2 separate regions of the Homo sapiens genome follow, and region 1 is linked to region 2. A link is an interaction called in ENCODE POLR2A ChIA-PET data of the cell type or tissue named here. Cell type or tissue: HepG2. All regions are shown on one strand. Links, peaks and the distances in the headings refer to the core of each region. The heading gives the core; the rest is flanking DNA. Region 1 has its middle 28 kb from the start of SMOC1. Region 2 overlaps SMOC1 (SPARC related modular calcium binding 1).

Region 1 (5,375 bases), core at 301-5,300, 150 kb before region 2:
AATGGTGGCCACTGCTATTGATGTTACTCTTATTTGGACAAATGAACAGAATGTCCTGAGAGAGGAGATCGAAAGCCATGACAAGGCAGCCCCCTCACTCCCACCCAGTCCCCTTCTCTGAGCCGGGGAGACTGCTAATGCCAGAAGCAGAGGCTAGGGGTGTGGAGGGGGTTTGGGGTGCTCTGTGAGGATCTCTCTGGGGCCTGGGCTTTTTGCTCAAGCTCAGTATCTCATCTGGGATCCTGTTTTCTGAGGGCTTAGGATTCCTCCAGTGGAGCTGGGCCTGAGGTTGGAAGGAGAACCTGTACTGATAGGGTTTGGAATGGGCTAGTTGTGGGAGATTAAAGAGAAAACTAGTTGGGGTGGGGGAGCTGACCTTACTCTTCACAAGCAGGGCAGGCAGGTGCACAATAATGATAGCTAAATTTACTGAGTTCTTAGTATGTGCCAGGCATAGTTTTTTGTAATTTTAATGTATTACTTCATTTAATCCTCACAACTCCCCATTTTATAGGTGGGGAAATTGAGGCGCAGAGGGACTAGGAAACCTGCCCAAGGTCGCACAGTGAGTAAGTGGGACAGCCTGGCAGCTGTGTCCTAGTCACATGCTCAGCACATTGTGTATCTTGTTTCATTTAGTTCTCACAAGAGCCTTCTGAGGTCAGCGTGATTCTATCTTCATTGTGTAGCTGAGGGCACTGAGGGTTATACAATTTGCCCAAGGCCATAATTTACAGGGGCCATGATTCAAATGTGAATTTCCAACTTGCAGGTGCCTGGAGGTGTCAGGCAGGGGAGGAGGAGGCCAGTGATGACCTTTCCCCTCGTGCCAGCCCTCAGAAGAGGTGGAAGTGCCTGCCGTATGCCTTTGATTTATAGTGGAGCAGGGGTTTAGATCCAGCTGTCAACTTGGGAAGCCACGTGAGGATTCTATTTTTAAAAATGGCCTTGTAATTATAATAGTGGGGTAAAAACCACCACCACCACCCAAGCAAACAGGAAAACAACCTGAATGTCCAACAGTGGGGGAACCAGTTAAATCAATTATGGTACAAACCCATGATGGCATATTTGGCAGTTAAGAATCTCACATTTTCAGAGACTCTTAGCATGGGATAATGCCTCCAGATATAACTAAAAGCAGGATATAAAACTGCATAACAACCTGATCCCAATCGAAAGGTAATTTTGTATATGACTTCTTATACAGAGAAAACGACTAGAAGAAAATAGAAAGTTGATGGTGGTTATCTCCAGCAAAATTAAAGGCAATTAAAATTTTCTGAATTATCCTATCATGTACTTGCCACATGCTTTACAAATCAGTTCGTTGACTCACAGACCATTAATCAGCTGGCATGCAATCATGGCGTTTTGAAGGTGGGGAAACTGAGGCCCAGGCCAGGGAACGCGGTTCAGGCTGGCCATGAAGCCGCGTGTGTTTGTCCAGCTCGGACGTGTGGCCCTGCCGGGTGTAGGGGGGACACCCATGCCTCCAACACGCATAAGGGGGTGACTGTATGGGGGTCGTGGGGCGCCCTCCCCCAAGGGGCACAGCTAGAGCAAAGCAGAGAAAGGAGGGGGTGAAGGTGGGGTGGGGGCTGGGTGGAAGGGAAGGGTTGGGGAACCTTTCAAAAATGGAAACCAGATGAGCCGTTCAAAGAGGAGCAAATTCTCCACGGCGCGCTCCTTTGTTGCGAGCGTGTGAGGCGGCGGCAGCTGCGTGCCTCGCCCCCCAGCCCACAGCCCGATGAGGCGGACACGGATAACTGCATTAGATGCACTCAGCTCTTTTCAATAAAACGCCCTTGTTGGAGGCACAATAGGGGGAACAGGGCAGCAACCCCAGGCCGGGCCGGGGGCGCCCTGCCCTCCTCCCGGAGAGCGCAGAGCGCACTCATTTTTCCGGGCTCTGCTAATTGACGTTTGGCCGCTGCGTGGTTCAAAAGAAAAGGCCGAACTCAAGTCCACTTCCACCGGAAACCAGGCGGCCCCTCCCCTGCCGCCCCGCCATGGCTGGGTCTCTGGGGGCGCAGCCAGGGACCACAGTGCAGCTGGCCGCAGGTGGCGCGGAGGCTGCTGTGACTCAGAATAGAAGGTGTCCTGAAGGCTTCTCCCAAAAAGGCTCCGTGCGCAGGCTTCTAGTTTCTGTTTGAGGAGACAGGTGGCAGCAGCAAGAGCAAAGGGCAATTTCAGGGCTGGAAGACTTCATCAGTGATTACCCAAATGCCACATTCTTTTAGTGATTCTAGTAAAGATAGCCTAGAACATTCTTTTAAGTTAAAAAAAAAAAAAAGGAAGATTACTATTTCTTGAACCTCTCCAGTGAGTTGCTTTAACTGTGAGCTAGGTGTTTACCATCCCTGGTTTACAGATGTGGAAACCAGGACTTAGATTACTGGCCCTCTAAAATCGCACAGCTAGGAAGTGGTAGAGCTGGAATTTGAGCCCAGGTCTGTTTAACTTTAAAGCAGGGTTTTTCAACCTTGGCACTATTGACATTTTAGCCTGGATAATTCTTTGTTGTGGGGCCTGTCCTGTGCCTTGTGGGATGTTTGTAGCATCCCTGGCGCTATCATCCAGATAGGATCACCAAAAATGTGGCCAGACATTGCCAAATGTTCCCTGGGGAGCAAATTTGCCCCCTGTTGGAACCACTGTTTTAAAGCATCCCTGTCATGCTACATGTGCTGGCATACTCATCTTTGCTGGGCTCAGGAATTTAATCTTTTGGGAAAACCAATTGGCCATGTGGGATTCTTTTCTTAAAGTTCGGCCCCACATGGTTCATGTGGGTGAGGCAGGAGAAGAGTTGGCTGCATCAGACAAGGTCAACCTCTGTGTACCAGCACCTGAGTATCTGTGGAGTACTTGAGGCATTTTAAACTGGGTATCTGTCTGTCTACATTTCTTGGGCCTCATTGGGTTGGGAGTGGTTCTAGTTCCTTCAACTATGCTTCCCATTCCTCTCTGCCAAGACTGTCCCACAGAGGGTGAGCCAACACGCTGCCCCATTCCCCCCCGCCATTTCATTATGCCAGGTAGCAAGACTAGCCTTGGCCACTGGAATTGCTAATACATCAGGGAAAACACCTGGTGAAGGAAGGAGATGTCACCTATGCAAAAATGGAGCAGGAGCCTCATCTTGAAATGAGTAGGGAGAGGACTTTGTTGCAGGCAGCTGGCCCCACCACTGGCCCACAGTGCTGGGGAGGTGGCTTCACCTGATTTCATTTTTGGCTGCAACTTGTGCATGATCCTGCCTCTGCCTTTGCAGCATACTGTGGCCTTTTGCTGCTTTGGCTTATGAAATGGTTCCACTCCCCAGTCCCCAAAGTTCAGAGGCCACCCAAATCCAGCCCCAGGCTCTGGGGACACACTGAACGGAGGCCTGTTTCAGTTCAACTGCCTTCTTCTCACATAGACAGAGTTGATTTATAACTGGGCTCCATCATATTTGTTTTTCCAATTCTGGCCTTCTTACTCCCCAGATTGACTTTCTACTGGAAATGACTTTTACCAAAGGTACCTCTTGGAAGAGTGTCAGGTCCATAGGGAAGTTAGAGGCATCAGGGCCTACTGGACTTCAGGCCTGTCCCCAGCACCGTCCTGGGCTGCACTTTATTGGACGTGCTCATGGGTGGGGGGCTCAGAGACTTGGGGATAGGCCTTATCTTTTTAAATTGAGCCCGTTCTAGGGAACATAGAGGATAAGGGCTTGAGGAGCTCAAAGAGAGGAACAGACATCTGGAAAGAAAGGAAATAGGAAACTGGGACAGTAAAAAGCAACCAGCATCTCAGAGGATGAGGGATTAGGATTTTTGATAACTGAAGTTTGTCTCATCTCTCTTTTCCTTTAATATGCTCATAAGCTTTTGAGGGGTTAGCATAGAAGCAGACATGTGCATGCACACATCCTCAGTTTAGTTTGGTATAGCATACACATTTTTCCTGCTTTCCCTCTTAGCCAATGATATATATTTGGTGGACAAAAGTTCCTTCTAAAAGGACCATTTAAGAAAAGGAAGATATGAAAGTAAGCATGTGTGTGAATGTGTTTGTGCCTCCACCACATGTAACTGCTTTCTTTTCGTTTCTTTCCTTTGAGTGTCTCCCCCTCCCCTGGGTGGTTTACATTTGCTGTCCTTTTGCTGAGATAATTTGCACTCTCCAACTTCATTAGCTGCAACTCCCTCCTGCCCTGGGACAAAAAACAGGGCCAAACTCTTCAAAAGAACACATGGAGACCCCATTAATGCTGGCCCTAATTGTGCCAATTCAAACCCCTCAATAACTCTAATTAAAACCTGTCTTGTGCGAGGCGCTGAGTGGCAACACAGCTGTCATCCCAGACAATCACATAACAGCTATGAGAAAAAAGGTCTCTCTGTGCAATTTTTGGTGGTGGTTGTTATGGAAAGGGTCAATGCAGGAGGATTAAGACAGGGGTGCAGTCAGAGTGGGGAACCTTGAAAAAGTCTTCGACGTCAGATCACAGTTTGAAATCAGAAGACCTTTAGCTTTTTTCCTCTAGCTGCCCCCTTATTTTTTTCCCCCTGCCCCAGGCAGGAACACCTGCAAACTGCCTGGAAGGGGCCATGACCACCAGACACATGGATACCACAAGTTGACTGAAACATCTGAAAGAAAAGGAGCCCCTCCCCTCCCCCTCAAGAGCCCGACCAGCAAAACCACACACCAAAAGCGGAGACAAAGTTTTTCTCTTGCTTCCAACTTTGTCTTTTAGGATCCAGCTGCACTTTGCTGGGCACCATAAATAACTCTGCAATTACATTAATTGGTTGCATATTTGTTGACACTGAAAGGGAAGCCTTTAAGGTTGGGGGAGGGGGAGGTGGGTTTCAGCTGTAATTTTCCACTCTTTCCCTTTGCCATCTCTCCCTGTCTGACTTCCAACCACCTTGCTTAGTTTTCTGGAATGGAGGGAAGTGGTGGGCTGATAGGCTGTTTTCAGAATAATCTTTGACGGCTTTCAGTCAGACTTATGTTTCTTCTGTTTGCTGTCCCTGGATCTGTTAATCCACTGGGTTTAGAAGTTATGTCCCACTGTGGGAGAACTTGAGATGGGTTCCTGGCAACACTCCATGAAGTCTGATTTCCTCTGGAGGCAGGGTGTGGGGTGGGCTTCTTTTCAGGCTTATTGTTTGGATCAAAGGAGAACTGGCTAGACTTTTGCCTGAATCCCCAAACCCATCCTGGGTTCTTCCAGAAGCTTGGCCAAGATACCTTGGAGAGTATCTTGAATTCCATTCCTTGGGAAGCTACGGGATCTTAGTTACCTCATTCACTCTACCTCAGTCAATGGGCAAGACCTGGAGCGTTCAGCTTGAAAACCAGCCCATTGGCTGGAGGAC
Region 2 (5,375 bases), core at 207-5,206:
TGATCCTCTGGGGGCCACTTAGCCCCTCCTGTGAAAAAGTGCAAAGTCCACAAGTAAGAAAAATAACCTGTTCACATAGTTGGCTTGAAACCATAGGTGCTAAAACCCCCTGTGGCTAAATAAACAGCAAGGGCCTGCTCAGTGATGTCCCATAAATCATGGAGTGCAGCAACCCTTCCCTGGGGCACCACATCTAGTCCCTGTGCTAATCCTTCTGAAACAGCAAAGTCAGTTCCTTACAACCTGGTCCTATCTTTCTCTCTTTTACTCCTGCAGTGCCTTCCTCTGCCAAATTCTCAGCCACCCTACAGTTCTGGAACACTCCCGACACCACACTCTCACATGCTCGCACGCTGACCTAGAGAATCCTGAGGCTGGAGCCATGTGGTTTCTTATGCCTCTGGAATTTCATGTTGTAATTTAGAAAGGTTGTTTTCAACACACAGTTTGATATTTTGGGTTATCTTTCAGCATTTCATTCATTTTTGATAAGAGACTAGGTGGGTGTGAAGTATTTGATGGGGTTTCAGGGTCACTGTAGGTGATACAATGCTAATTTTTTCTTTAATATTCTTGGCTCAGTGGGACAACTCCTTTTGCAATGAAACCCAAGTAAGTGCCTCTCATTTTTCAGTCTGGGTAACATTTTAATTGATTTTTCCCCCAAGAAAATCCAGTGCTTGATGGTCTGAGGGTTGAGTGTAGCATTTCCCAGGATGTGTCAAAGGGATAGATATTCTTTTTGCAGCCTCTGTGGTCTCATCCCTACGGTTTATTCAACAGTGGGCAGCCCCATCTCTGAAGTGTCAGACTAGAATTCTGTGAGAGGGGTGACATAATGGGGACTCAAGCAATAGAAGGGTTCTTGGACCAAGTACCCTTTATGAATCTTTTACACCAGAGATTCCATGGCTCTCCTATGGCCACCAGAGACGGGTGTGGTGAAGGCTCAGGAAGGATGTGCAGAGCCCTAGTTTCCAGGAACTTGCATCCAGTGAAGTCAGGGTACCGAGGACAAGGGGCCCACGAGGGCAGATCCTCCACTGCTTCTAGCCTTGTTCCAGGCAGGGCCTCAGGGAAAGCTTCAGGGATGGAGGATGGCCTAGAATGAGGGTAGGCAAAGATCTCATGGTTTATTCTTTCTGCTTGCTACATCTTAGAGGATTTTTCTGGCCTCTCCAGCACCTGACATGATGCCAGCACCCAGTACATATACAACCAGTAATATCCTGGGTGATAACCTGGGTCTACAAGGTCCCAGTCCTTTTTTGTGTCCTCTTCCTGGGCCCTAATCTCATTTTCTACTCAGGATCCTGCTTTAGGTCCTCCTCTCTCAGGACCATGTCAGCTTACTTTTTCTGTAGTGTAAGGAACTCCCTGTCTGGATGGCCAGAGTAGGCACCTTGGTTACCAAACGAGCCTCCACTGGGAGAGCTTCTGATTCTTTCTCCAGGAAGACTGCATCATTCATCAAGGCATCTTCCCAGTCCATGTTTTCATGGCTTGTGGCTCTTCTTCAGTTCTTCCGCGTATGGTTCTCTGTAAGATTAGCCTTTTTTCTTGCACTTATTTTTCAGATGGACTTTACGATGCTTCATATTATAGGTCAATTTGGCTAGGCCATCCTGCCCAGTTGTTTGGCCAAACACTCATCTAGATATTGGTGTGAAGGTATTTTGTGGATGTGGTCAACATTTACAGTCAATTGACTTCAGATAAAACAGGTTGCCCTTCATAATGTGGGTGGGTCCCATCCAATCAGTGGAAGGGCTTAAGAGCAAAGACTGAGGTTTCCCCAAAAAGAAGGAATTCCCTCTCCAGACTGTAACATGGAAATCCTTCTTGAGTTTCCAGTCTGCTGACCTGACCTATTGATATTGGACTCAAGACTGCCCCATCACTCTTACCTGAATTTCTAGCCTATTGGCCTGCCCAACATATTTTAGATTTGCCAGCCCCTATAATTACATAGCCAATTCCTTAAAATATCACTCTCTCTCTCTCTCTTTATGTATATGTGTGTGTATCTATAATCTGTAGATATCTAGCACTTGTCCCTGTGCTAGCCCTTCCAAAACAAATAGATATAAAGATACATACACACATACATATACGCCTGTCTCTGTCTTCTGTTGGTTCTCTTTCTCTGCAGAACCCTGAGTGACACAGACCTTCTCTGTCTACTGTCTGCTCTCTCCACCCGTCTCCCCCTTTGACCTCCACTTCCTCCATCACCATGAGGTTCCCATGTTCTTTCTCCAAAAAGCTTACAGCATAGCTGGTCTACCAATAACTGCTGACTGCATGTGCAGAAGGTGCTTTGGTGTTGGGTTACCCAGGATCTCAGCTTTTCTGTCTGCTCCTTTCTTCAGCAGTTCCTCCTCTGGAAGGCAGTGTCTAGAAAGAAAGGCCAGCCCAAAGATCTGAAACTCAAATCTTGTAATGTTTATGTTTTTTGGCCATTTTTGCTTTAAACAAAAAAAGAAGAGAAAGGAAAAAGATGATGAAGAAGAAAAGGTTTCTGGGATAAAAGACTAAACTCTGGGCTAAAATCAAGTCTGGGGATTAGCTGAGGATTTAGGTTATCCATGCTTTCCTTTGTTCCTAATCACCATGAGTAATTGAGAGGCACAGAGGCCTGGGCTAGTCCTAGCCGACAGAGCTGTGCTCCAGGCTTATCCTCTCTTGGTGGGATGTGAAAGAACCCGTGCCCTGGGCCTGGAGACAGGGTTCATGTTTGTCTGGTCCAACCTCTTTTTTCCTCTCCTGTCTCCTGCCCTGCCCACTCCTGCTGGACTTTGGTCCTTCTTTGCTATGTGCAATTAGTGGTGGACAGGGTTGTGTGCCTTCTGGTGACAAGGGGTGGACATGGTTTCACTTCTATCTGAGTATTTACCATGTGCCAGACTAGGTACTGGACAGTTTGCTTGGATGTTTTTTCTATTGTGTTTCTTCTCTTAGGCAGTCAGAGGTTTGTCAGTGAAACTTTAACCACTCATTGCCAAGTGCGGAATGACCTGACTCTCACTTCTTCTCTGCACCATCTGAGGGACAGGATTATAGGGGCGGGCGTGTGAGTGTGTATGTGTGGCCATGCATTTCCATGCCCCCCTGGACAGCCCTGATTGTTCCCTCTCCCCTTCCGTTTATGGCTTCCAGGTGTTTACAGATGGTCCTGGCCCATTCTCATAGATACCTGGCCAGACCTTCTAATCTTGTCATCTTTCCCTGAGTGTTCCTGAGCACAGATTATTTTAGAATAGTGTGTGTTCACTTCTGGGGAGCTCCCTCTCTGAACCCATGATCATGAAGAGACCCACAAAATAGGCCCCCTGTCTTGCATTCTGGAAGGGGACTTCTTGGTACCTAAGAAAACTGATAGATGTGAATTTTAAGACCCATTTGGGATTTAGGTAACTGAGAAGGAAAGAGGATGATAGTGGCCCCATGGGTGGTCTGGCTTTTTGGGTCCGCCACTTCCTAGTTCTGTGATCTTGATCCAATGACTCTGCCAGTCTGTGTTTCTGCACCTTCTTCTATTCAGTGAGGATAAGAAGAACACTATTTTAGAGGCTTGTTTGAGTTTGAAGTGAGTTAATACAAGCAAACTGCCCAGTACCAAGTCTGGCACATGGTAAATACTCAAATAAATGTTAGCTATTGTTATTCATTTTAGAGTTCTGCAATGGTGGATGAGTTACAAATTTGGGTCCTCAGATATGGAATAAGCTTATGCCCTGTGGTACTTACTGATTAGCATATGCATGACCCATAACCTCTAGAGAAGCCCTTCAAGAATAATTGATTGGTTGACTGAAGGGCTTACAGGGCTACAAAAATACGTACAGGGTAAATTGATGAATAGTTAAGGAGGTCTAGATGTTTCAGTTATCTGCTGCTGTGTAACAGACTGCTCCGAAATGTACTGGCTTACCATAAAAATAATTAATTCTTTCTAATGTGTCTGTGGGTTGGCCGGATACTTGTTTTGCCTGAATTTAATCCTGGACTCATCCAGGTAGGGGAGGATCAGCTGGGCTGGAATGTACAAGGTGACCTCCCTCTCACATCTGCAGTTGGTACTCGCTGTGACCTGAGCTGCTCCCCTTTCCTCACTGTGGCCTCTTGTTCTCCAGTAGGCGAGACCAGCTTCCTTGTGATGATCTTAGGGCAGCTTCCACAAAAGTGAAAGCGAGAGCTGCAAGTCCTCTTGAGGCCTCGGCCTGACACAAAACATCAGCATTGCCTCTAACATTCTATTGGCCAAAGCAAACCAGAGTCCACGTGGAGGGGTCCACACAAGGCCATGATCACGGGGAGGCACAGTTCATTGGGGACTGTTTTGTAATGAGATGACCTATAGTGAGTAAAAGAAAAATATAGGTTAGGATAAAAATCAGATTAGCCTGTGGCAAGAAGATGATCTTGCAGAGGTGAAGCACCCAGCCAGTGCTGAAATGTCAGCTCTGCCACTTCCTAGTTCTATGATCATCCAATTTCTCAACCAGTCTGTGTTTCTGCATCCTTTTCTGTTCAATGAGGATAACAACACTGCCCTTAAAGGCTTGTAATGAGTTTGAAGTGAGTTAATACACATAGTGCACCTAATTCCAAGTCTGGCCCATGGTAAATACTCAAATAGATGTTAGCTATTGTTATTCATTTTAGAGTTCTGCAATGGTGGATGAGTTAAATTTGGTTTTAAGTTTTCCGCTTCTGAGGCAAAGAGAGAAAAATATCCAGGTACAAGATTTGTAGCGTGCTTAGGTCGAGAAGACATCATTGGTCAGAAGGAGCTGTGCTGTGTCCAGCACATTTGATTTTGAATGCAGCAGATTTGGGATAGTCTGCAAAGACACTGACATAGAAGAGCTCACTGTAAAAATAAATTTATTTGTCTCCTAGAGCAAATGGTTAGAGGCAACACTGTCTAGAGGTTAGCAAGTCAAGCCTGACTGTCAGGATCCCCAGCCTTTCTCTCTCCTGGCTGAGTGAACTTGGGAAAATCCATTAATCTCTCCAACGTTCAGCTTCCTTGTCTACAAAATGGGCGTAATAATAGTGCCTACCTCACATGGGCAAAGGGATTCATTAGGTAAAGCCCTTAGTCTATTGCCTGGCACATATCACTCAATGAATGTTTGTTTTTCTTGTTATTAGTTGTAAAGATGATTTTAAGGGAGATTTTCTCTTTGCTGTAAGACAAACTCTCTGTGTACTCTTCACAGAGGGTTAGTGCTATTATGATAAATCACTCCTGTCTCTTTCTTAGAGGCACCTGGACTTGCAGATACTGTAATGAAGTAGTAAATCAATAATAAAAATAATAAAATAAAAAAGTAATAAACCTTGCAGTCAGGCTTTTAAAAAATTCT

The links. Peaks named below come from ENCODE experiments on the same cell type or tissue, not always from the same donor. Only the 100,000 strongest peaks of a DNase experiment are listed, where the experiment ranks them.
Region 1: POLR2A ChIA-PET joins it to region 2 with 9 read pairs; 3 of 35 experiments call an interaction of 5 or more read pairs at or near these places.

Annotation. Positions count from the first base shown.
Region 1 is chr14:69,848,452-69,853,826 of GRCh38, forward strand. No RefSeq gene overlaps it. Among named protein-coding and RNA genes, the nearest start is that of SMOC1, 28 kb to the right of the region's middle. In HepG2, for the core only: a CTCF peak has its summit at 2,153; DNase peaks (open chromatin) are centred at 640, 2,080 and 2,450; H3K4me3 peaks cover 1,383 bases.
Region 2 is chr14:70,002,697-70,008,071 of GRCh38, forward strand. All of the region lies in intron 7 of SMOC1 (SPARC related modular calcium binding 1), which reads left to right. Among named protein-coding and RNA genes, the nearest start is that of SNORD169, 27 kb to the left of the region's middle. In HepG2, for the core only: no CTCF peak of the experiment used is centred there; a DNase peak (open chromatin) is centred at 2,795.